Linked DNA regions of Mus musculus: region 1 is linked to region 2. The links are chromatin loops, found by intact Hi-C in ENCODE. Cell type or tissue: left cerebral cortex. All regions are shown on one strand. Links, peaks and the distances in the headings refer to the core of each region. The heading gives the core; the rest is flanking DNA. Region 1 holds the start of Rph3a (rabphilin 3A). Region 2 overlaps Ptpn11 (protein tyrosine phosphatase, non-receptor type 11).

What was found. Peaks named below come from ENCODE experiments on the same cell type or tissue, not always from the same donor. Only the 100,000 strongest peaks of a DNase experiment are listed, where the experiment ranks them.
Region 1: it touches region 2 in a loop (4-fold over the local background); 6 of 42 quality-filtered maps call a loop at or near these places.

Annotation. Positions count from the first base shown.
Region 1 is chr5:120,999,557-121,011,123 of GRCm38, reverse strand. It overlaps Rph3a (rabphilin 3A), which reads left to right and starts at 1,586. Exons shown (of 22, transcript NM_011286.3): 1 at 1,586-1,886; 2 at 2,025-2,140. In left cerebral cortex, for the core only: no CTCF peak of the experiment used is centred there; DNase peaks (open chromatin) are centred at 3,858, 4,440, 4,735, 7,183 and 3 more places; H3K4me3 peaks cover 5,755 bases; H3K27ac peaks cover 5,876 bases.
Region 2 is chr5:121,121,535-121,133,101 of GRCm38, reverse strand. Ptpn11 (protein tyrosine phosphatase, non-receptor type 11) reads left to right here. Exons shown (of 16, transcript NM_001109992.1): 16 at 1-2,569. Among named protein-coding and RNA genes, the nearest start is that of Ptpn11, 64 kb to the left of the region's middle. In left cerebral cortex, for the core only: a CTCF peak has its summit at 6,836 (motif pointing right); DNase peaks (open chromatin) are centred at 6,850, 7,331 and 9,540; H3K27ac peaks cover 911 bases.

The DNA of each region.
Region 1 (11,567 bases), core at 1,380-9,379, 120 kb after region 2:
ACTTTGGAATCCCAGCCCTGGGTTTGATCCCCATGACTGTCACTCACTGTGTAGCCTCCAGCAAGGAATGGAATTTCTTGGTCTTAACTTCCTTATTTATAGAATGGGAATGGCAGCCACCACAGAGGGGGCACAGAGACCCTCAGATGAGACATGCAGAGCTTCTGGAAGGATGTCTGGAACATAGCAGGTTCCCAATAAATAGCTGACATCACCACAGCTATCACAGTCAGCATTGTGATCATTATCTGCACCATCACCACCATCACCACCACCACCATCACCATCACCACCACCATCACCACAACCCCCACCAGCAACCACCAGCACCACCCCCACCATAATCATTGCCACCATCATCATGATCTTCATGCTTTCATTATCACCCAGATGACCACCACCACCGTCAACACCACCATAGCGATCATCTGTAGAGCCAAGCTCCAAATGGTCTCTCAGATCCTGGCAGTCTGAATCCTAGCTCTCAAAGGGAGACTTTAGTGGCGAAAGTAGTGACTCACCCTGGGCCCTCAATGGGAAACTTTACATATGAGTCCCCAGTGGAGAGAGGAACACCCCTCACTTGGCTGGGAGGTTCTAAACAGCCCTTGGCTTCTTTTGACTTTGCCACTCTCTCTCTCTCCACCGCGGGCATGTTCTTGTAGCTGGCAGCAGCAGCACACACTGGGGATCCGGGATGCTGGTGCCATGGGAACACATTCCCACTGTATATCACCCCCCTCTCTGGAGATTTATTTCCTGTGTGTAGTGACTTTACCTCGGAGAGCCAGTCTGGTTTGGGGAGATGGGTCTTTGGCAGAGGATCATGTCTGCTCTGGAACTCCTAAGATTTCCAGCTCCATCCCACTCAAACCACACGCTTGCACCAGCCTCGTCGGCTGTCAAGTCCTTTATCTTCGCCAAAACATTTGAATCAGAGGGTGGGTTATAGATCATGGAATCAGAGCAGCCCCTAGTGTGGGCTTTCTTATCGCTACCTTAGACTCATTCTTTCTGTCATTAGGAAAATGTGGTGGCCGTGTCTTCAGTTTGCAGATGGGACGTGGAAACATTAAGTGCCATCCCCAGGGGTGCATGGGGCTGGCCCAGGCTCCCTGAAACCTGTCAGATGTGGTTGTTTAAACAAACCACCATCCCCTTCAGGCACTCCTGTTTTTTGTTGTTTTGTTTTGTTTTTTAGCCTTGTTTTTTTCCTGCAGTCTTCTGAGCCTGAGTTGCAGACTTCAGCAGCAATGTGGATGATCCTGGAAGCCACAGGGAGACGCACAGGTACCTGTGAAGATCAGGGATTGTTATAGCTCATTTGACAATATTAGCATAAGTATGCAGCGAGGTGGCCCATATGCAGTCTGACAAAATCGTCCTGGTTCCTCTACTCTGGCCTCTCCCTTCCTCTGCTGCAGGGATCCAATAACTTCCCCTGTTCTGCCTGGGGTTAGTGGCCGCCCTTCCCCTCCGCTTGCGTCCTGGTGCTGTCCGTGGTACTGACTGCCAATCCGGATCGTTCTGGGGCGCCCAGCCTCCCCTCCTGGCCTCCCACCTCTCCTCCCGCAGGCAACGCGGCACAATGCATCGCGGTGGGAGGCAAGCTGGGCTCCCCTGCTCCGCCGGGAAGCGGCTGCCCCTCCCTCTGGATCACACAGGGTTCTTGCAGTAGGTGACAGCAGGATCGGGCACCAGGGAAGCAATTGATTCGTCTCTTACCCGCATCCCAGAGTTGCCTACGCTGCCCAGAGAGGGAGAGAGGAAAGAGAAGAAGGGAGAGAAAGAAAGAGACTTACAAAACCTTCCATGTGGAGTAGTCTGGGTGATTCGCTGCCCACCGCTGCAGACTCTAGCTGCACTTAGTTTTCGCCTCTGACGGGGTATTTCTTTTTTGTCTTTTTTTTTTTTTCCTTTTTGTGTGTGTATGTGTGTGCATGATTTAGGGGAATGTGTTCGTGTTGGTGCCTCGGTTTTATTTTGGGAAGACCGGGAGAGTCAAATGCACAATTTTCTTTCAGGCATATCTGCTGTTCTTTCAAGCCAAGTCGCTGGGACTTAACACCTCCCCCCCCCCCCAGCAGGGAGTTGGCAAGAATTTGGCTCCCGTATTCTGCTGCAATCCTCTACTGTCCCGGTGAGTGACATTCTTTGTGGTGGTCCCGCAAACGGACTAGGAGATCTCAGGACCCTAACTGAGATGTGCATGCATGAGCTAGGGAGAGGGAAGCAGGGAGGGTAGGGCTGTTGAGAACTGAGCATAGTTCTTTGCCTGTATTCTGTAGGCTTTTATCAGCAACACTCCGGAGGCAAATGGGGTTTTAGTACAGTGCCCAGGGAGGAGGCAAGTGTGTGCCTGCTCAGGCGAGTGAGCAGGAGAGTGGCTTCTGCCCAGCTTGTCCTCTTTGCAGCAGAACCTGAGGAAAGTGATTGGCAGCTCTCGAATTAGTTAACCCTTCATGGCCTGTATGGCACACGGGGCCTCTGAGTGTTTGGAGTTGGTGGGTGGGCATCTTGGCCCCAGTTGGGAGAGTCAGCTGAGCCTGGAATGTTAACCCTTGCCTGGGCATCCTGGACCAGCATTTGCTTAGGATGGGGCTCAGACCGGGCTCTCCGCCAGGGCTGGCTGAATAATTGAATTGTGGTGGGTTCTGCAAACTCAGCTGTCCTGAAATGGGAGAGCGGGGATCCATGAAAGAGCCACCTTTTCTCTTGGCATGAATGGTCAAGCAGTCAGCTGCCTGCCGAGCCGGGGATGCCGAGATGGGATTTTACAGGTGGTGTCACCTGTAAGAGACTGGATGGGGGGTATGTATGTGGCTCTGTCACTGAGCTCACCTTGCCATTGAGAAGGGGGCTATGACATCCCAACCCCAGGCCCCCAATTCCAGGACAAGCTGTAACCCCTATACCAATTTCTTTCTCTGATATCCCAATGGGGGTAACCCCATACCAACCTGTTAGTGAGTGGGAAGCAGAGGTCCCTCACCACCCAATCCCGAAGCTCATGTTTAATTTTAAAATGCTTTTGCCAGTAATCTGTGATCTATGGGAGAGGACTCAATTCTGCTTCCTGCTTTAATTACTTCCTACCTTTTTTGGGGAAATGAAAGTCTTTATTTTTAGCACTTCGATCCACTTCAGCCGTCTCTATCCACTGGAATTTCTTCAGGAAGTTGAACTTGGGAGGTAGGAATAAGACAAGGCTAACCCTAGGGACTGGCATGCTGGAAGTGTCAAGAGGGTCACCCAGCCCCAGCCCCAGAGCCATGAGGGGCCCGGGGAGCTCAGGGTATAAGCCTATGTGGGCAGGACACAGGAGGAGAGTGTAGGTAGCCTGGTGGTTAGCGCCAAGGAAAGGGTCCCCTGAAACCTGGCTGCCAATCTGGGGTGACCTTGAGGAATCCGCCTCCATGGGAAGCCATACATATGAATAGAAAGTGAAGAAATCTGGCTTGCTCAAATGAGATGCTGCAGGCTTGGCCATGGGTGATACTTAGAATACTGGACTTTCATGTTCTTTGGTTGGAGTAGACTGTGGCTGGACATTGGAACAGGGGGTTGGGAGGGGGTTGAGGTTCACTGTTGCAACGAGAGTGAATCCTCCCATTGCTGGGCTGTGGGGAGGCTGCAGGGCTTGGAGGGTTATCAAGGGAGCCCGGGGCCCCCAGGCAGTGTCACAAATACCGTGGGACATTTCCCTGGTTAATTTCTAGTATCCAGCCCTGCAGCACAATACAGCCCAGGCCCGGGGTGTCCAGACACGAAGGCTTCCTGGCCATCCATCTCCCTGCCTCCTCGTCTCCCTCAGGGTGGCCGAGAGCCAGGAGCCTGCCTCCTCTCTGTCACATCTGAAGTGGTGCATTGGGGTGCACCAGTGAGAGAACCTTCCGGAAAGACTCTTGGGCTTGGAACAGGGCCCTTGAGTCTTGGTGCTCTCTTCCCTTTCTGGGCCTCAGTTTCCCCATCTCTGCAATGAGTCAGCTGCTCTGGGTGACCAAGGCTCCTTCCAGATCCTCAGGTCTTCTTTACAGCTGCTGCTGTGGCAAGGGGCAGCCATACTTTTAGGGAGAGTTACCGTCGTTGCCCTCCGATCCCACTTTCGGGGGACACCCAGAGAAGGAAAGCACCTTGTCTAAAGCCACACAGCAAGTCATGGCGTAGCCCTCTTGGAATCCACCTTCATGGGTATCAAGGCATTCTTTTACCCCTACATCCTGGTAGACCCCACTTCTCATCCCTGGCCTGGGGCATAGAAGGGATGGATGCCCTCCAAACCTGTCCTGGTCTGGGAAGCTGAACTCTGGAGACAGATAAGGTTAATCCTTGTAAATGGGGCTTCTCCTATCCCATCAGCATGGAAGAGAGGGGGGTCCCAGTAGCTCCTGCTGCTCTGTTACCTCAACCACTGTGTTTGATTTGTGTTTGGGGTGGGTGGCTGCTGGGGGTGTGGCTTGTAGGACATGGACTTATATAGGACACAAGCGTCTTTATTAACACCTTTTCTGTCCTGTACCACTTACAGACCATGGCTTTCTGTCAGTCCCCTCCCCCCCCGCCCCCCTCTCCCCACACCCAGCCAGCATATGGTCCTGCCTTTTCCTGCAGGGGCCTGGGGGCAGGGTGGTCTTACAGGCAGACAAGCTGGAGTTGAGGTAGTAGGGTTTATTTCTGTTAAGAGAGCTGTGGCTGAACCTGGATAAAAATAAACCCCGGGACCCAGTAGTGGTGGGTTGGAGCTGAAGCATCTGAATTATTCAGCTGCCACCCAGGATGGAGAAAGGCTTATGTGTTCAGGGGACGAGGAGGAGGAGGAGGAGGAGGAGGAGGAGGAGGAGGAGGAGGAGGAGGAGGAGGGGACTACACTGCAGATACAGTCCTCCCTTCCTGTCACCTGCCCCGCCTTCCAGTCTAGGAACTGCAGTATGGTCACTGGAGCTGTGTGATTTCAGGCAGGTCCTGAACCTCTCTGAGCCTCAGTGCCTCCTGTTAGGTGTGTGATGGTGAAAACAGTATTCTAGTTTAGACCACAGGCTAGACCCTGGGCCCTGGAGACGGGTCAGCTTAGATCTAGGTTCTAGCACTTTCTCTGTGTGTGGTTGCCCAGTCCTGGACTTTACTTACCTCGTCTGTCACACCCCTCATGACGGTGGTGACAGTATTAGGACAGTTAAGAGTTAATGCATGCCAGCTGCCTAGCTGTGAGGCTGACAAGGAATTAGCAGTGGGGAAACGACCCTGTCTTGGGGGTGGGGTGTGTGTAATATTGGCATCAGTAACAGCAACACTGCTCACACTGAGGCAGAGGGCTGGATGAGGGGGAGCCTAGAAGGACTCCTCAGTTCAAAACCCAGCTATGAGACCCAGGAGGGAGCAGACAGGCTTGCTAGGGGCAGGGAGTTCTGAGGCCTCAGTTTCCCCATCTGTAAAGTGGACACAATGACCTTCTCCCTCTAGGCTTTAGATATTCCAAGCAAGTCCCAGGTCATCATTCAGGGTGGTCCCAGGAGGGTTAAAGGACATCTGTTACCTCCAAGGTCTAAGGCTCCCTTGGCTCCGTGAACCCCAGAGATTTTGCTGAGTCATCTCATCCTATAAGCTCAGGGCTGGGCTTTTGATTTTCTTCCTGCTAGGAGTCACTTTACCTGGCCTGGTATTCCTTCCTCATAGGCCTAAGATACTACAAGGTGAGACCCTTAAGGGCTAGGCTGACCTGTTGTGTCAGGGTGAACACAGCAGGTTCTTATCACCAACTGAATGGATGAATGAATGAATGAATGAATCATCGGATTGGTGAAATGTTAACTGATTGACTAATGGAGGGGTGAGTCTGAGAGTGGCCTTTAGTCAATGTTCTAGTCAGAGGTATGTATGCAGTATACAAACACTCCATTAGTGTTTGTTGAGTGTGATGTCATTGATGGGGTTGGAGGGATTTTTGTTCTCATCTCAGATCCGCTGCAGGCAGAGCCCTCTTCTCTTGCCAGAAACTCACTGCTGCTGATTCGTTTACTGTGTACGTGTGGTATACCCGGCACCGGGTCTCTGAGTGCTAGGACAAAATCCCATTTCCTTTAGGGTCTTGAGTAAGGTACGGTTTGGGTTGGGTGAGGGCACAGAAGGGGGTCTCTGCCCTGCCCGCTTGAAACACCAAGTACATGAATACCTGGAATTCTCTGCTGAACTTTAGCCCTTTGCTCCCCAAGTATTGACCAAGGGGCAGATGCTTCTGGGGTGGGTGGAGAGTCAGTGCCGCTGGATGTAGTCACTTAGATGATAGTAAGAAAGCCTATGCCTTCCTACCTGGGAGGCAGGCTTGGGTTTGGCAGCAGAAGAGAAGTTTGCATCAACCAGGGGCTTTGGAGGCAGCAGAGACTGAGAAAGATCAAGGGTGCTGGCTGTGTCCTGCCGGGTGACCTGGGAGGGTGGGAAGGGTGCTGGGTACTAAACTTCCGTCGTTGCTGCACCACGGAGGCTGAGGAGCCTGGATGGGGGCTTGGTTCAGTCTGTGATTCATAAAGTCCCCTTGTAAAGTGTTATCAGGTGTTTCTTGATCCCCCAAACTCTTAAATGTGGGCACCTGTGTGTTCACACACCACAGGGCCCTGAAGGCATTTTTTTTTTTAAGAGTACAGAGAGAGTACTTGGGTAGATGGAGCTTCTGGCACTTCTGGTGTGTAATGAGACTTGATGTTCTCCCTGAGGTCTGGCCTCTGTACCCAAGAGGTTGAGCAGGACTGGAATCTGGAGCAGGCTCTACCTCCTGTCCCCCACCATTTGCTTTCTTATTCTTGTCTCCATCCCTGCTAACCTTGGGGGACTCTGGGTTCTAACATGGCACCAGGCCACTGCCTGCAATGTCACCACAGTTTCCTTGAAGCCATTGTCCTGCCGTCATTAGCGTTAATGATATAATGCAGGCTGAAATCTCATTGCACTGGAGCCGCAGCCGCGGCTGACTGTGCCTTAGTGAACCAGCCAGAGAGCAGGAGATGGGGCCTCAGGAAGCTGGGGTGTGCCCGCCCCCCACAATTCACCACCGACAGGGCTCCTCTCCTGGCATCAAGCCATGTTTGTGAAGAGTGAGCGACGGAAAGAGGAACTCTCTTCCGCCTCAGCTCCCGCCTGGCGCTTCCAGCTGCCCGATTCTTTCCTCTTTTTTTCCCCTTCGCTGCGTCTCCACAGTGACAGGCAGAGACTTGTGAATGAAGCCACTTTCAGCAGCACGCACCTTACATAAGTGGCTTTTCTGTGCCAGCCGCTGATGGCAGGTGGCGGGTGTTTGGGGGGCCGCTTGGAGCAGAGATGCCCTGAAGTTAGTTAGAAGGCAATTCAGGGCAGCCGCAGGAAGCACCTGTGTGGCTAGCTCTGGCCATGACCAGCATCTCTGCCCTCATCTTCCAGCTGTCTGTCCTTCCTGTATCACTGTGGTATGGTTTGGAGTGTCTGCCTCTGTCTGCTTGCCTGCCTGCCTATCTGCCCTTCACTTTCATCTTCTTTCCCTCTCTTTTAAACTCTCCTTCCTCTTCTTCATAGGCTCATTTCCCTCACCTTGTTCCCCCCATCCCCGCATCTTTCTCCCTTCTCTTACCTCTTTCTTCTAGCCCCCTCCCAGTGCTGGACTCGAGTATCTTCTGCTGTAGATACACAGCCATGATTGTGAAGGTCCTGGGGGCTCAACCAACCTGGCTTAGCCTGGGGCTTTCTGTGCTCAGATCAGCACGCAGACCAGCTTTGACAAGCTAGTCATCGTACCTCTAAGCCATGCCTGCCTGAACCATAGTGAGGCTTTCCAGAAGTCTGAGGTTCTGTGCTCTCAGTGAGCTGCCCTCCTACTAAGTGGGGCACACTGGCTTCGGAAGCTGTCCCCAGACTTGGCATCCTGCTACTTAGGTGTGCAGAGCACAGTGGTCCATCCAGGGGTGTGAGCCGATTCCCTCCACCATCCGGCCACTACATCATTCCACCACCGGTCGACAGGGGAACAGGGAAATTCCAACACAAGGTACTCTGGGTCACATTTCCCTGTGGGACTCTCAGACAATTTGGGGATCCACGACTCTAGGATGGGTCTCAGTCTTATGTGTCTGGCATGTTCCCATGTGGCACTGAGGCAGCTGATCCGGGACCCACACTTAGATGGTCACTGTTGCTTTTACAGAGTTGGACAGTGAAGAATAACACGGAAGTTGGGAGACAGTGAGCAGAGCCATGCTGGGTCTGGGTCAGGTAGAGGCAGAGGATCTGGGGGCGGGGTCAGATGTGGGTATATCTTGCAGCTGTGTGGAGGGGATCGGAGACCATTCCAGGGACGGCTGTCCTTGGTAGATGTCCAGTGGCTGTGATCTTGGGGATTTTAGCTCTGGGGGAGAAGGGCCTCCCTGTATGTAGGGGCCAGTGGGGTGTAGCAAGACCAGCAAAATGTGCCAAGTAAGAGACTTACTGACTGTCTGAGGGCTGCAGGTGCCCACTGCATGCGGTGAAGGCATAGTCCCCTCTCTACAGAAGATAAAGTGGCTGGGAGAGGCCATGTTCATTGGTCACCAGATGAAGGGCAAGAGAGCTTAGTAGAGGTGGGAAGGCTCCTGGAGGTGGTGATGCCCTGTGAGGTCTGGTGTGTCTCATTAAGTCATCTCAGAAATCTGATGGTGAGGACACAAGGCACAGACCTCGGGACCCCTCATCCCACTCTGGGTCTGCCTGTGGCCCCTAGAGTAGGCTAGACCAATTCTCAAGAGAACTAGCAACTAAGGCCAAAAGTAAGACCGGGGGCTAGCCAGGAGACAGAGACAGACCAGCAGGTCCTGCCTCAGATTTGCCTGACTGAAGGGACCATTGCCGTCTCCGTCCACCTAACTGTATGGTGTGTGTATGTGTGTGTGTGTGTGTGTGTGTGTGTGTGTGTGTGTGTGTGTGTGTGTTAGAGTTCTCTAGAGGAACAGAACTGATAGAATACACACACATACATGGTGGGAGGATTTGTTAGAATGGCTGACAGGCTGTGGTTCAGCTAATCAAACAATGGCTGAATGACTGTCTACCAATGAAAAGTCCAAGAATTCAGCATTGATTCATTCTGTGAATGTCTCAGCTGGTCTTCAGTGAGCTCTGGATTCCAGAATCCCAAAGAAGTAGGCTCTAATGCCAATGTGAACCGTGCTTGTCCGTGAGGGCGAGCAGACAGAGACCAAACACCCTTCTTCTGTGTCTTTATATCGGCTGCCAGCAGAAGGTGTGGTCTGGATTGAAGGTGGCTTTTCCCACTTCAAATGATTTACTTGAGAAAGAAAATCCCTCACAGGTATGGCCGGCCATTTGGGTTTCATTTCCAGATGCAGTCACATTGACAACCAGAAATAGCCACCACAGTGTCCATCCGGCCAGGATGCCTGCCTGGGCTTTGTCTCTATCCTTGGCTAACATCTGTAGAGGGGTCCAGGAAGACTAAATAGTGGCCAGGGAGAGGGTGGGAGTGGGGTTGGAGATTCACTTCTAGTGGTGATGACAGAGGCGTGGCCTTGCCCCTCCCTTCTCCCCAATTGTCCTTGGGAGATGGTGGTATTTTACAAAACAGCAAGATCTTGTGTAGCCCAGCCTCACACTTATTACGTAGCTGAGGACGACCTTGAACCCCCAAACCTCCAGCCTCTGCGTCTCATAGGCCAGGCTTACAGCTGCCAATGTCTACCAGCCAAGGCCTGAGGGCTTTTTTGTTTTTGTTTTGGTGGGAGCCCAGTCACTTCTCACCCTCATTTCCTGAGATATGCCTTCAACCCCAGTGAACCTCCTTCCCAGTGGTATATTTCTCCATTATTCTCTTTTATCCCCTGACTCCACTCCCCTCCCTTCCTGGGCACTGATGTTCCGTGCTGTCACTGCTAATGGTCTCCCTTTGGGTGGCAGATGGATGCTTCGAACATGCCTTTATACTTACGTAGCCGGTGTTGCGCTGGACGGCTGGTGGCTTCTCACTCTCCTGTATCATTCTCTGCTTCTACTCTTGCTGGGCTCCAGGGTGTGAATCCTCCCAGTTTCTAGTATGTTTAATTGTGTGTGTGTGTGTGTGTGTGCGCTCCCATGTGTGGATTGTACCCTGCTCCTTGTATACCTATGCCCCAGCTCCCATTTCCTGCCAGCCCATCATATTCCTGAGATTTCCTTGACTCACTGACTATAACTCCTTCAGGACCCGGAAGTCACTGGTTTGATTTTGGTTATTTTGTTTAGCAAGCACTGGATGCCAGCTTATGATGTTAAGCCCGGGGCATGTGGAAGAGGCAGGAGATTATCTGGGGGCTGGAGCTGGTTTTGAATCCCAGTTCTGTTACCTAGTGGCTGTGTGGCCTTCAGTGAAGTGAAGTTCTCTAAGCCTCAACTTCTCCTGTAACGTGGGGTAGAGATGATAATATTCATTTTATAAAGTTAAGCGGTGAAGTAAGATGGTGTGGGGTGCTCTTTGGGTTAGACATCTGTTTAGATGTTGATAGTTTGCGTTAGCCACCTTTCCATTACTGTAATAAAATAACCCGACAATAAACTTAAAAAGAAGAAAGGTTTCTGGTAGCACATAGTTCTGGAGGTTTCAGCCCCCTTGTTTTTGGGTGTAACTTGATCAGAGCACACAGTTGAGCAGGCTGATTTACTCATGGTGATTGGGAAGCAAAGAGAGAGGGAGAGAGAGAGAGAGAAAGGGAGAGAAGAGGAGAGAGATTGAGAGAGAAGGAGAGGGAGAGAGAGGAAGAAGAGGAGGAGGAGAAAGAGGAGGATGAGGAGTTGGAGTTGAGTCCCTAAACCTGACCACAAGGGCAGGCTGGGGCTTCAGTGGCAGGGAGGTCACTGACACCTCCTGGGGCCTTCAGAGCGTCTCATTACCCCCTTGCTAGAAAGAACAGGCAGCTGAGAGCCAGCCTTCCTGGGTTCATCCACCCACAGGCCCCTGGAGCCGACATCCTTCCATAGATGCAGCTTTAGGGACACAGACGATTACCCAGGAGTCCACGGTGCCATGGGGTCTCTCCCTAGCTTGGGTTCTTCTCCTTAGTTGCTCTCTTAGTCCTAGGAGGAGCCTTGAACCACAGGCCTAGATGTCATTTGTATCTCTAACCCTTGCTGACAAGAAACTTAAACCCTGAATTCTCATAGCAAGGGAGTGGACGCGTGTAGTCTCTCCTCGGTCTTCTGTCAGGGGCTGTTCTCCAGTTCTGAGGATAAAAAAGCTGCCTGTGTCTTTGCAACGTCCATTCTTAGTCCTAGTCTGTAGCTCCTTCACGCCTGGGTAGAGGCAAAGCACGAACGTCGTTGCAATTAGACCTTCTGACCAGTAGGGGGCAGGGAGAACAGTGGCCGGAAGCACCCCGGGCCATCTTCTGATGGCCCACTGCACCCTCCAGGAATACACATCTCAACCTGTGCTGTAAACCTGGCTTTGTAGCCTCAGTTTCCTCACCTGTGCTATGGGAATCATTATGGTATCTTCCCAATGTCGCCACAGAGTCTCGGAACAGGGCTCAGACTGTGACATACCCTACAGGTTAGCTGGCTGCAGAGGACTTTCTAGTTTTAAA
Region 2 (11,567 bases), core at 1,990-9,989:
ATCTGGGTTGCATGAGCCCCCACTGTCCTGTAAGGGTCACTTGGGAGGTTGGCAACATGGTCAGAACCCTGGGTGTCTGCTTCAGGGAGGTGTTTCCCTGTCTCTTCTCCTGGGTGTCTGAGTAGCCTTACGAGCAGGGTGGCTGGACCCTTATGTGTCCCCCAGGGTGAAAGCCAGAAGTGGCCAGGTCTTCTTCAGGCGCAGGCCTGGAGTGACCATGATGACTTCTTCCGTGGCTGCTGTGAGAGAATCAGGCTCAGCCCAAGGTGTGAAGTCCTATGCTCTGGGGCCACCAGTCAGACAGCCCCAGCCCGTGGCATAGAAGCAAGTGGCTGTAGTTAGCAAGAGCCCAGGCTGCTTATAGTATCTGGTGTAAACTGTGTGTCGGATGGGAAATGTACAGCAGGTCTTCTAGAAGCTTCCGAGCCCCGCACGTGTGCTGCAGCGCCCACCTGAGGACCTGGTGTGGTCGGGTTGGTGGTGTGTACGTGGGAGCCCATCCCTGAAGCACCGCTGGGGTGGGAAGGCGATGCTTCCCGGGCCTTGGCTGAGTATGAAGAGCGGCAGTCCTGGCTAGGCCTCCTATCAGTTCCAGTCAGCCGTGTCTGCCCTAACCAAACAGCAGGATTTGCTAATGTTCTGCCGTAAGTGCCTTCTCCAGAGATGTCCCTCTGCCCAGTGTTGATCCTTGAGAGCACGTTTCAGCGAGAGCTTCCAGATGTGATGCTCGTGACCAAGCAACCGCACAGTCTCCACTTGATTCTTCTTGCTTCCATTCCTGAAAGGAAGAATTGGACCTGCCCTGCAGCTGCCCTGTCTGGGGCCTCCTGCTCCCTGGCAGCCTGAGGTAGTTGGGGAGCACAGGGGCCACCATTTTCTTAGAGCATGTGCATCGATCCTGGCCCCTTCTCCAACTGAATTCGATTGCTTCAGAGCACAGCATGGCCTGGTGGGAATGTGGAGACTGCTGTCTTCTCCGAGAGTTTGTAATGAGATCAGTTCAGCATTCACAGCCAGGATCCCAGATCCTACTCTCTATAGCACATTGTCACAATGAACTGTGTTGGGTTGGTGGTAATGTCTAGACTCTGGACTTGGAGGGCAAAGTTTCTCACCAGCACACAGAGGTTAGCTGAGCTGCTGATCTCTCAAGCTAACATTTCTACTTGCAGCTTGAGATCCTGGAACAGAGACCTGCCCTTGGCCCCCTGTGTTCGGTACAGCAAGTGTTTTCCTTTGGATTCCCCCCAGAAGCCAGCCAGCTGTCATTCCAATAGGGCAACAGGAATCCCTAGGTGTCCCAGATCTGTCAGTGTTATGGAAGGTGGTTGCAGGGTCTCAGCTGTGTGCTGTGCGGTGCGGTGTCTGGGAAGATGAGGTATGGGAGGTGTGGATTTGAGACAGCGAGAGTGGAAGTTGCACAGGTGGCTCATGAGCAGGTCAGAGGCACAGGGCCAGCATCGAGCAGGCTGCATGTGACCCGAGTCTCCCCTCACTGCTGAGCCTTTAAATCAGAAGTATAGGATTTTTCTATTTGGGGAGGGGGTGGGGTGGGGCATTGTCTAGCACATGGTATTGGTTTCTAGAAAGCTATACTTGAGAGTCGTAATGCTTGTCACATGGGTGTGCAGCCTTCCTGAGGCCCCAGGTTGCCTCTGCCATTGCAGCTGGTGCCTTTCTAATGGAAGACTGGGGTTAGGAAGTGGTGCTGTCAGCAGCTCAGAGGTGCTCAGTGTTGTTTCTAGGGGTTTTGGTGGGAGTCCAAGAATATAAGCCTTGTTTCTGGGACAGGACTGGGGCAGATGCGCTCGGGAAGGAAGCACAGGCAGAAGTGTGGGCTCGTTCTACATTGTCCTAGTTTCAGACGCCTGTCTCAGGGTCTGTGCTAGCCCACTGCTTTGTTGAACCCTTTCCCTTTCTTGGAAGGAAGCTCCCGAGTAGAGCTCACTGCATCCCCAGTCACTAGCAGCTGTTGCTCTTGTGGGGTGTTGAGGGCACAGGAAGCAGAGAGCAGTTCCTGTTGGTGCTGTAGAACCTGGCTGTGCATCCAAGTAGTTTTCACAACTCCTCTTCCTAAACCTCAATCATGGGATTAATAATATACCTGTTTATTTATGACCTAATTGTGACTCTGATTAATAAAAGCTGGTGGGAAAGGCCCATCCAAGAAGCCGATGGCCAGACTCACACTTAGCTTTCCCACAGCGTATGAAGCATCCATCAGGCAGAGTATTAAAGAAATATAATATTTTACTGATAGACCTGTCCTTTAAAAGGAACGTGTTTTTGGGTGTCATCATTTTGGTGTGAATCATGTAAGGGTTGGCTGTTTGCTGTTTAATACACTTTAGTGTCAAGAGACGCACTCAGCTGACTTTTTGCCCACGCATATCATGTAGTCTGGATTTTTAAGCGACATTAACAGAATAGTTTGTGTAGAGAAACCTCAAGTTTCCCCAGCTGTGCCATGAGTGTATCTGCATATACTCTGGGTATTGTCAGAGGCAGTGGATTTGTGAGCTGTCTGGAACTAAAAATTAGAATAAAATCATTTTCTTGTATTACAGTATTTGTCATTTGGTCTGTTGTCGTGTGTGGGGAAGGAGTGGTGGGAAGAAGTGGGACGGTGGCTCAGTTGGCCCGTCATCCCAGGTTCTGTGTGGGAGCCACAGAACTGCAGCGAGTGGCCTCTAAGGACAGGCAGGAGCTCTGCCCAGAAGGACTTGGGAGGGAATAAAGACCCAAACTGTGGGAGTGACCAGGACACAGGGTTGGCTGAGCAGTGTTAAGGTGTTTATGCCGAGGGACAGCACTGCTCTTGGGAACCTTGGTGTTCCCAGGACGAGTCATGTTCAAAGCAAGGGTTCTGTCTTCATCACTGAGCCCGCCCAGCAGTACAGAGAGGCTTCCTGCTGCTGAGCCGTGCCCGCCCGCTCTAGGCCCCCACCCTCCGACCTCAGCGTGTTCTGGACAGGAAGAAATCACTTCATGACCACCCAAGTAGGTACTTGTTTGTTCTCTGTTGGAGGGGAAGGCATTGGGGGTACTTACACTATAACATGTCATGGGCCTTAGGGTCTAGCCCAGGTGCATCATGAAAATGATGCAATCTACCCAGGCATGTGACTCTCCAGAAAATACAGATTGCCTTTTAAATGCAAGGCTGTGAACCATGCCAGACAGGTGAGCAATAACCAAAACCACCTGACATGGTACCAGTTAGCCAGGAGAAGCATGCCCACTCCTCCCGGGCCACACGTCAGAGGGAGTTAATGGGATGTTACTACTGAAGGTGCCTGAGGGGGCTGAGACCTGATGGGGTGAGGAAGAGCAGCCGGGAGACCTCAGAACGGGCGACTCCTGGCCCCTTTGCCTTAGTTCACATTCTCCTGAGATCCTGGGCTGTACATGGTGGGCAGTGTGACATCCTTTTAGAGCCGCTGTGAAAGAGCCTACTGGTGTTATGCCCCTCCAAGATGAGCAGGTGAGAGCAGTGCTTCCCCGGTGGAGACACGCTCAGTACTTGTCCTTGTCTCATTCAGTCCCAATGGCAAACCAGAGTACAAGTTCATCAGAGTTCACTCTGGGCGGCCAGTGAAGTACTGGGCACCTTACAGAGTGTGGCTGAGGGGTGACTGGCAATGTGGGTGGTCCTGGAGTCCACACCCAGCATGGGTGATGGCTCTGGATAACTGCATAGATGGAGCCCCAATCAGTTACCTTCCTCAGCCTTTTGTACCCTAGCAGCTGCTGAGACCTTGAGGCCATCTCAAGTTAAGAGCTGCCAGTGGAAGGCTAGGGAGACTGAGGGCGCTTCTCACGCTTTGCCTCTGAGGGAGGTTCAACAATCCATACAGAATCCACATGTGAGGGACTTGTAAGCAGGCTGATCCAATGAAGATGGCGGCTGTTTTGCTTGAAGGGCCAAATTCTACAGCGAGGAGGCCATGGATTAAACTAGGTTGCCATTCCACAGAGAAGTTCCTGGCCCAAGTGCCTGCTGTGTGGTCCCATCTCACTTCTGCTTGGTGTCCTTGGTCCTGGAGCTTACACTGCAGATGCCCCTCCCCTACCTAGTCCAGATTCCAGAAACTGCATTTGCTGTGATACACACCTTGACTAAAGACAGCTTGGAAAGGAAAGGATTTATTTGGCAGACAGTATCTATCATCAAGGGAAAACCAAGGCAGGAATTCCAGGAGCTTGAAATAGACACCGTAGGAATACCATTTACTGCTGCCTTGCTCTCTGTTCGCTCTCTGGCTTGGCCCACCCCCCACCTTTGCATCCCTAGCCTAGGGATGGCACCACCCACAGTAGACTGGGCCCAACTATAGTTCAGTCTGCCCACAGTCCAGAATGACAGAGGCAATTCCTTAGTCGAGGTTCTCTCCTCCCAATTTTGTCAAATCACAGTTACCACAGCTTTTTTTTTCCATGTCACGTGAGGCCCAGCTAAATATTTAATATCCCGAGTACCATTCTGATCAGAAGTATGCATACTGCGGAGGACGGGGGGAAATGATGAATGAGCTCAGGGTGCAGTGTGATGGGGGCTGTGGAACCTAATGTTCTGTAGCACGGGAGGATGATTGTGGCTGACAGCAATTAATGGTGTATTTCAGAATAGCTAATTGCAAGGATTTGCGCACTCCCTGATGTGAAGAAATGATGATAATGTTTCCTATGATGGCAACGCCGTTTGTCTCAGTCTGACCACAGTGTCTACCAGACTGAAATGTCACTCTGACCCCAGGAATATGTAAAAGAATGTCATGTCTTTTAAATCTAAGAAAACCAGCAAACCAAAGGTTGTAATCCTGGGAGGTGGAGGCAGGATGGGAGTTCAAGGTCTTCCTCAGGCAAATCGAAAGTTACAAGGGGGGCTGGAGAGATGGGTCAGTGATTAAGAGGTCCTGAGTTCAATTCTCAGCAACTACATGGTGGCTCACAACCATCTGTAATGGGGTCTGATGCCCTCTTCTGGTGTGTCTAAAGACAACTACAATGTACTCAAGTATATAAAATAATTCTTCCAAAAAAAAATATAGTTACAAGGAAGTAACCCTATACTTCAAAGCCTGTTTGCAGTTCAGGGACAAATGCTCTAATGTTTCCTCTCCCTGGGTAGAACATGTTCTATTTTGCTTTCAAACAATCTCAGAATGTGGCCCTGGCTGTCCTGGAACTCACTTTGTAGACCAGGCTGGCCTTGGACTCAGAGATCCACCTGCCTCTGCCTCCCCAGTGCTGGGATTAAAGATGACTGCCACCACAATAGCAGAAACAGCAGCTTTATACTGAAATTATGATAATTATACTGAAAATAATTTGGGGTTCAAATCCTCTTCAATTTAGCAAAGATTCAGTCCCGAGACAGGTTAGTGTTCCTGCCTTTGAGAGGCACCGTGCAGCTATGAAGATGTGAATATAGATTCTGTCACTTGGTTGAAGTGGGAGGTTCCTGGGCCAGGGAAAATGCCCTCAGCAGAGACTTTGGGCTTAAAAGAGGTGGTGCGGAAGAGAGGAAGAAGTTCCTGGCGGTCCCTTCCTCCCTTTCCAACTCTAGCTGCGTTGTCCTAATCCACTGCTATGTCAAGAGGGCTAAGAGGCAGGGGTACAGGCATGTGCTCAGAGGGACCTTCTCCTGTGACCCACAGAGTTCAGCTTCCCAGAGCAGAGCCAGGCAGAGGATGATGGTCTTGGGGGAGGCTCACTGGACCCTCCCAGCTAAAGAATGGTCACTCTCTTCTGGACTGTGGCCAATTCGGTCTCAGGACCCACTTCTGCCCTTGATCAGTTCTATCTGCCCTCCCTCCTCTTCTTTTCCTTGCCTCCTTTCCCTTTTCCCTTTTCCCTTTTCCCTTTTCCCTTTTCCCTTTTCCCTTTTTTTCCCTTTTCCCTTTTTTTCCCTTTTCCCTTTCCCCTTTCCCCTTTCCCCTTTCCCCTTTCCCCTTTCCCCTTTCCCCGTTCCCCTTTCCCCTTTCCCCTTTCCCCGTTCCCCGTTCCCCTTTCCCCTTTCCCCGTTCCCCGTTCCCCTTTCCCCGTTCCCCGTTCCCCTTTCCCCGTTCCCCGTTCCCCTTTCCCCTTTCTTTTCCTTTTCTTCCCCTAACTTTGGGACCAGGTTCTCATATAACCTAGGCTGGTTTCAAATTCACTAAACAACTTGAGGGTGAATCTAAACTCCTGATCCTTCTGTCTTTATTCCCCAAGTGGTGGAATTACCATTACCGGCACGTAATACCACTCCTGACTCCAAACTTCCTTTTGTAGCTCCGAGGGTGGAACCCGGGGCCTTGGACAAGTGGCACAAGCAATCTGCCATGGAGCAACAGCTCTAAGTGTGCAGCTTTTTGAAGCTGCTAGGACACCCATTTGTCCTCTGGTACTTTGAGAACAAATGTACAAGCAGATTTGCCTGTGGAGGTAAATGTTCTTGAAAATCATGGCCAATCCTATGCCAGTTCGTCTGGAGGTGAGGGTCTGAATTCTTATTTTACACAGTTAAAATTAATTAATGTTTTGAGACAAGCCCTCACTATGTAGACCAGGCTGGTCTCCAACTCTGCCTGTCTCTGCCTCCTGAGTGTCATGGGGCCCAGCTTATTTTATTTTTAAAAAATTTATTGCAGGTGGTGGTGGCGGCTCGCACCTTTAATCCCAACACTAAGGAGGCAGAGGTGGGGAGATCTCTGTGAGTTTGAAGCCAGCCTGGTCTACAGAGCTAGTTCTAGGACTGCCAGGGCTACATGGAGAAATCCTGTCTTGAAAAACAAAATGAAAAAAATCATTTTAAAATTTCATTTATGTCTGCCGCATGGCTGCAGTACCTGTGGAGGCCAGAAGAGGGCTCCAGGATCCCTTGAAGCCAGAGTTACAGGTGGTTGAGGGCCACCGTGTAGTTCTGGGAATCACATCCCATTGTTGCCAATGTTCTCAAACTCTGAGCCTTATTTTATGTTTTACATTATTTATTTGTGTATATGTGGGTGGGGGTGGGGAACACATATGTGCTATCACATGCATGTGGAGGTCAGAGGACAGTTGGTGGGACTCAGTCCTCTCCTGCCACATGAATCTTGGGGACCAAACTCAGTTCAGCAGGCTTGGTGACAAGCTCCTTTGGCTTTGGAGCCATCTCGTTGGCGATCAGATCTGAAGCCTACTCGGTATCCGGGCTCACAGAGCAGACAGGGATCCAAAGACAGTATTGAAATAAAACCAAATAAACCAACCAAGGCAGGCAACCTCGCAGATGCCTGGGAAGCAGCTTTAGATATTCTTAGACACCACACCAGCGTGTGGAACCCCAAAGCACTTGCCAGATCCCTGTAACCATTGGAAGAGATGGCAACGGAAAGAGGAAGATGCTGGAATTAGTCTTCTCGGGAGCTGCGAATGTCTGAGCCTTGACAGATTTCTAGGCTCAGAAGAAAGTCGCGTCTGTCTTCATTCACAGAGCTTCCGCTGTTGCTGTCGGCATACTGAAGCAGGTCCCACATGGCACCTTAGGTGCCTTCTTTCCTGTGCTGGGGCGTGGCAGCACCCCTACCTCTAGCTTCTGCTGCCTGCACATTGGGAGAGCATGGGGTAGAAGTTGCAACAAAGATCCTTGATTACGTGTTTATGTTTGTCCCCTGAAGGGTAGAATGTGCCCTGCATTTGGTGACACGATGTTCAGGGACATGGGATGTCCTGGTGATGTCCCCTACCCCAAGTCATGGGCTGTTGACCTGGTTTACAGTTCAGGTATGGGGTCTGGAGAGATGGCTCAGCAATTAAGAACATTTGCTGCTCTTCTGGGGGACCAGGATTTGGCTCCCAGCATGTCTGTAACTTCAGGTCCAGGGAGTGCAATGCCCCCCTTTTCTGGCCTTCTTTGACATTGTGTCTGCACAGTATGCATACATAGATGCCGGTGGAACGCCCAAACCCATAACTTTTAAAATCTGCTATAGTATCAGGCATGAAATTGCTCTAATAGAATGGATCTCTTCCCCTCCTCCCCTCCCCTCTTCCCCCTTCTCCCCTCCCCTTCCATCCTCTCCTCCTCCCTTTCCCTCCCCTGCTCCTCCCCTCCCCTTTCCCTCCCCTGCTCCTCCCCTCCCCTTTCCCTCCTCTGCTCCTCCTTTTCCCTCCCCTGCTCCTCCCCTCCCCTCCTCCTCTCCTCCTCCCTTTCCCTCCCCTGCTCCTCCCCTCCCCTTTCTTCCTCTGCTCCTCCCTTTCCCTCCCCTGCTCCTCCCCTCCCCTCCCCTCCTCTCCTCCTCCTTTTCCCTTCCCTGCTCCTCCCCTCCCCTCCTCCTCTCCTCCTCCCTTTCCCTCCCCTGCTCCTCCCCTCCCCTTTCTTCCTCTGCTCCTCCCTTTCCCTCCCCTGCTCCTCCCCTCCCCTCCCCTCCTCTCCTCCTCCTTTTCCCTCCCCTGCTCCTCCCTTTCCCTCCCCTCCTCCTCTGCCCCTCCTTTTCCCTTTCTAACTGAAAGCTCCCCTTTCCCCATCCTCTGCATCTGCTTCCTCTTCTTCCTCCCCCTGAAAGGACAACATGAACCCCATTTGTCTCCATTTAAGGACCAGCCCTGACTTTGAAAAGAAGGCTCTGAGACACCAGCTCCAGGAACAGACCATAAAAACCAGAAACAAGGTCATAAAACCCCCTCTCTTAGAACAGCCTGGGCATAACCACAAAATGGGGAAATATCTCAGAACGGGCCATGTCATCCTCTGGTTAAACGTTCATGACCTAGGAATGCGACCACTGACCACCTGTGACCCCCCTTAGCACCCACCAGTGAAATTTTAGATTACCTAATCCTTCTGCAGAGTCCCCCTGGTTCCCCATAAGAAGGCCTGCACTCCTCATTTGGAGAATGGTTGACCCCTGCATGTTGGATGTTTCTGCATCTCTTTGTCTGCATACTGAGTCTGGGGTCTTCCTTTGGCGATTTTGGATTCTTACACCCCTTCCTTCCTTCCTTCCTTCCTTCCTTCCTTCCTTCCTTCCTTCCTTCCTTCCTTCCTTTCCTCCTCTTCCTCCTCCTCCTTTCTTGGTAAGCTCTCATTAGATAGCTCAGGCCACTCTTAAACTTGCCATTCTCCTGCCTCAGCCTCTTCAGTGCTGGGATGACAGGCTTATACCACCATGCCCAACCCTAATTCTTTCTAGAGACAAGGAACCCAGACCCTGAGAGGAGAGCTAAGTGGCTCACTTTCTGCCAGAGGCAGCTCTATCAACTGGTTTCATTCCCCCTCCTTGAGCCTGGCAGTTTTTAAAGTGTGTGTGTGTGTGTGTGTGTGTGTGTGTGTGTTGGGTGTCAGGAGCTTGGTTTTTCAGACAGGGTCTCTCATGGGCCCAGAGCTTGCCCAATGGGCTTGCCTGTTTCTGCTTTCCCAGGACTGGGCTGGGCAAGGTCCAAGTGACCGGAAGATGCTGAAGCAACTTCAGGTAGGGAGTGGCATCCCTGCTTGCTCCAAGGCTTTAGGAGCCTCTGCCTGTGTTTTGAGACCTCTTCCTCCTATGGTCTCCTCCACCCCCTTTGGAGCAAGTTTGCCCCTCTGAGAGGACACTGTTTGCATAATCTGAATAACGATTTTGCATAATAGCAGCTGGCGTGTGAATGGTGCCAACGGCTCTCTCTCAAGATTATTAATCATCCATTTTTCCATCCAGTGTGAGCTAAGAGGATGGGACAGAAAACATTTGCGAAAGACAGAACCAAATGGAGGCTCCCACCCAGCATTCCTAACAAAAACTTTGTTTTGGAAATGATTCTCTGGCCCGGTGAGATGGATCAGCAGGTAAAGTCACTTGCTGCCAAACCAGATGACCTGAGTTTGAGCCCCACATGGTGAAGGGATAGAATTGTCCTGTAAGTTGTCCTCTGACTTACACACACACACACACACACACACACACACACACACACACACACACACACGATCAGGCATGAATGTGCACACACACATGTATGCATGCATACATGCACAGAGGCAAAGTTAATAATATGTAGCAAACCAGGGAAACCATTGGCTTTTTGACTGGGCACAGTGGAACATGTGTGCTATTCCAGCACTCAAGGTGGAAGCTGACCTCAGGTGCTCATGCTTGCTTGGTAAGTTCTCTCGACTGAGCCTCTCTCAGCCTGTACGTGTCTGCTTTTTTTTTTTTTTTTTAATTCCAACATAAATTTTTTTTTTGATTTGGGAATTTCACATTATGGACCCTGATCACACTTTCCAGTCCTCCTGCACCCACCCCCACCCTTTAACTCCCCCCCCCCAACCAAAAAAAAAAAAAGAGGAAGAGGAGGAAAAAGAGGAAGAAAAAGAAATCCAGTTTCTCTTGTCCATATACTCACTGGAGCCTGGTCAGACTCCTGGTGGCCAACCCCTTAAAGAAAACAGAGTCCTTCCCCACCTGCACCCCTGCCTGAAGCCACCGATTACTGAGAGCTTCACTTCAGCATCCATATCACAGTGTTTAAGAGATCTCGTCCATGGCTCTCTAGGCTGTTACTTTCTTTCTGAGCATGGGGTGGGTTGTCGCAGAAGCCTTCTGTGTCCCTGTTTCTCAACTGAGTCTGCACCCAGTCAGCCACTGCAGAAGGAGCTTCCTCGTCTTTACAGTCAGCAGGAGGCATGGATGACGGCGTGGTCCGTGAGCACTCACATAGTCTCCAGTGTCAGCACATGCCACAGACCTCAGCCTGGTCTCTGATAGCAGTCTAGAGCGCAGGCATCACTCAACACAGCCCTCTGCAGTTGCAGGGGCCATGGGCACCAATATGGTCCCTGGCAGTAGCCTGGCCCACAGTGTCTGCTGTTTTAATGTGACTTGGTGGGTCTGACTGGTGTTTGCCTTGGTGTTACCACTTGGGGTAGCAGAGAGGAACTGTGGATGGGATTGACAGGAAGCAATGTGTCCACCTCAGTCTCCTGTGTCCTGCCCTGGCAGCCACGACTAAGCCGCAAGAGCTTTTTGGACTTCAGCTAGAAGCCATTAAGAAAGGTAGGACATAATTACCTATCTTATTTATATATCTATTATTTATATCTATCTATCTATCTATCTATCTATCTATCTATCTATCTATCTATCTATCCATCTTTGTATCCTACATGATTGGCATGTGCAAAGGCCCTGGGGCAGTCTGAGCCTTTTCAGTAGACAAGAGGCTGTAGCTAGTGGTGTGTTTGTGTGTGTGTGTGTGTGTGTGTGTGTGTGTGTGTGTGTGTGTGTGTGTGTGTGTGAGGAAACAGAAGTGAAGAGAAGGACTGAGGCTGGGCATCCAAAGGAAGGCCAACGATGGATCAAGGATGGTCCTGGACTGTGACCCACCTTGCTTCCACTATCCTGGTCCCATCAACTCCTCAGAGTCTATCTCTTATCAGACCCCATTCTCCTTAGCTCTGTGAAGTCACAGGAGCTGGATGGAGGAGGCTGAAGAAAGACACACAGTAGCCCCAAGGGAAACATCGTCTCAAGGAGGGTCTGTGATGTGCCCAAGATCGGGAATGTGCTAGGATTTGAACTCAGTCCCAGGTGGAATCAGTTAATTCTGTTGGTTCTACTTCT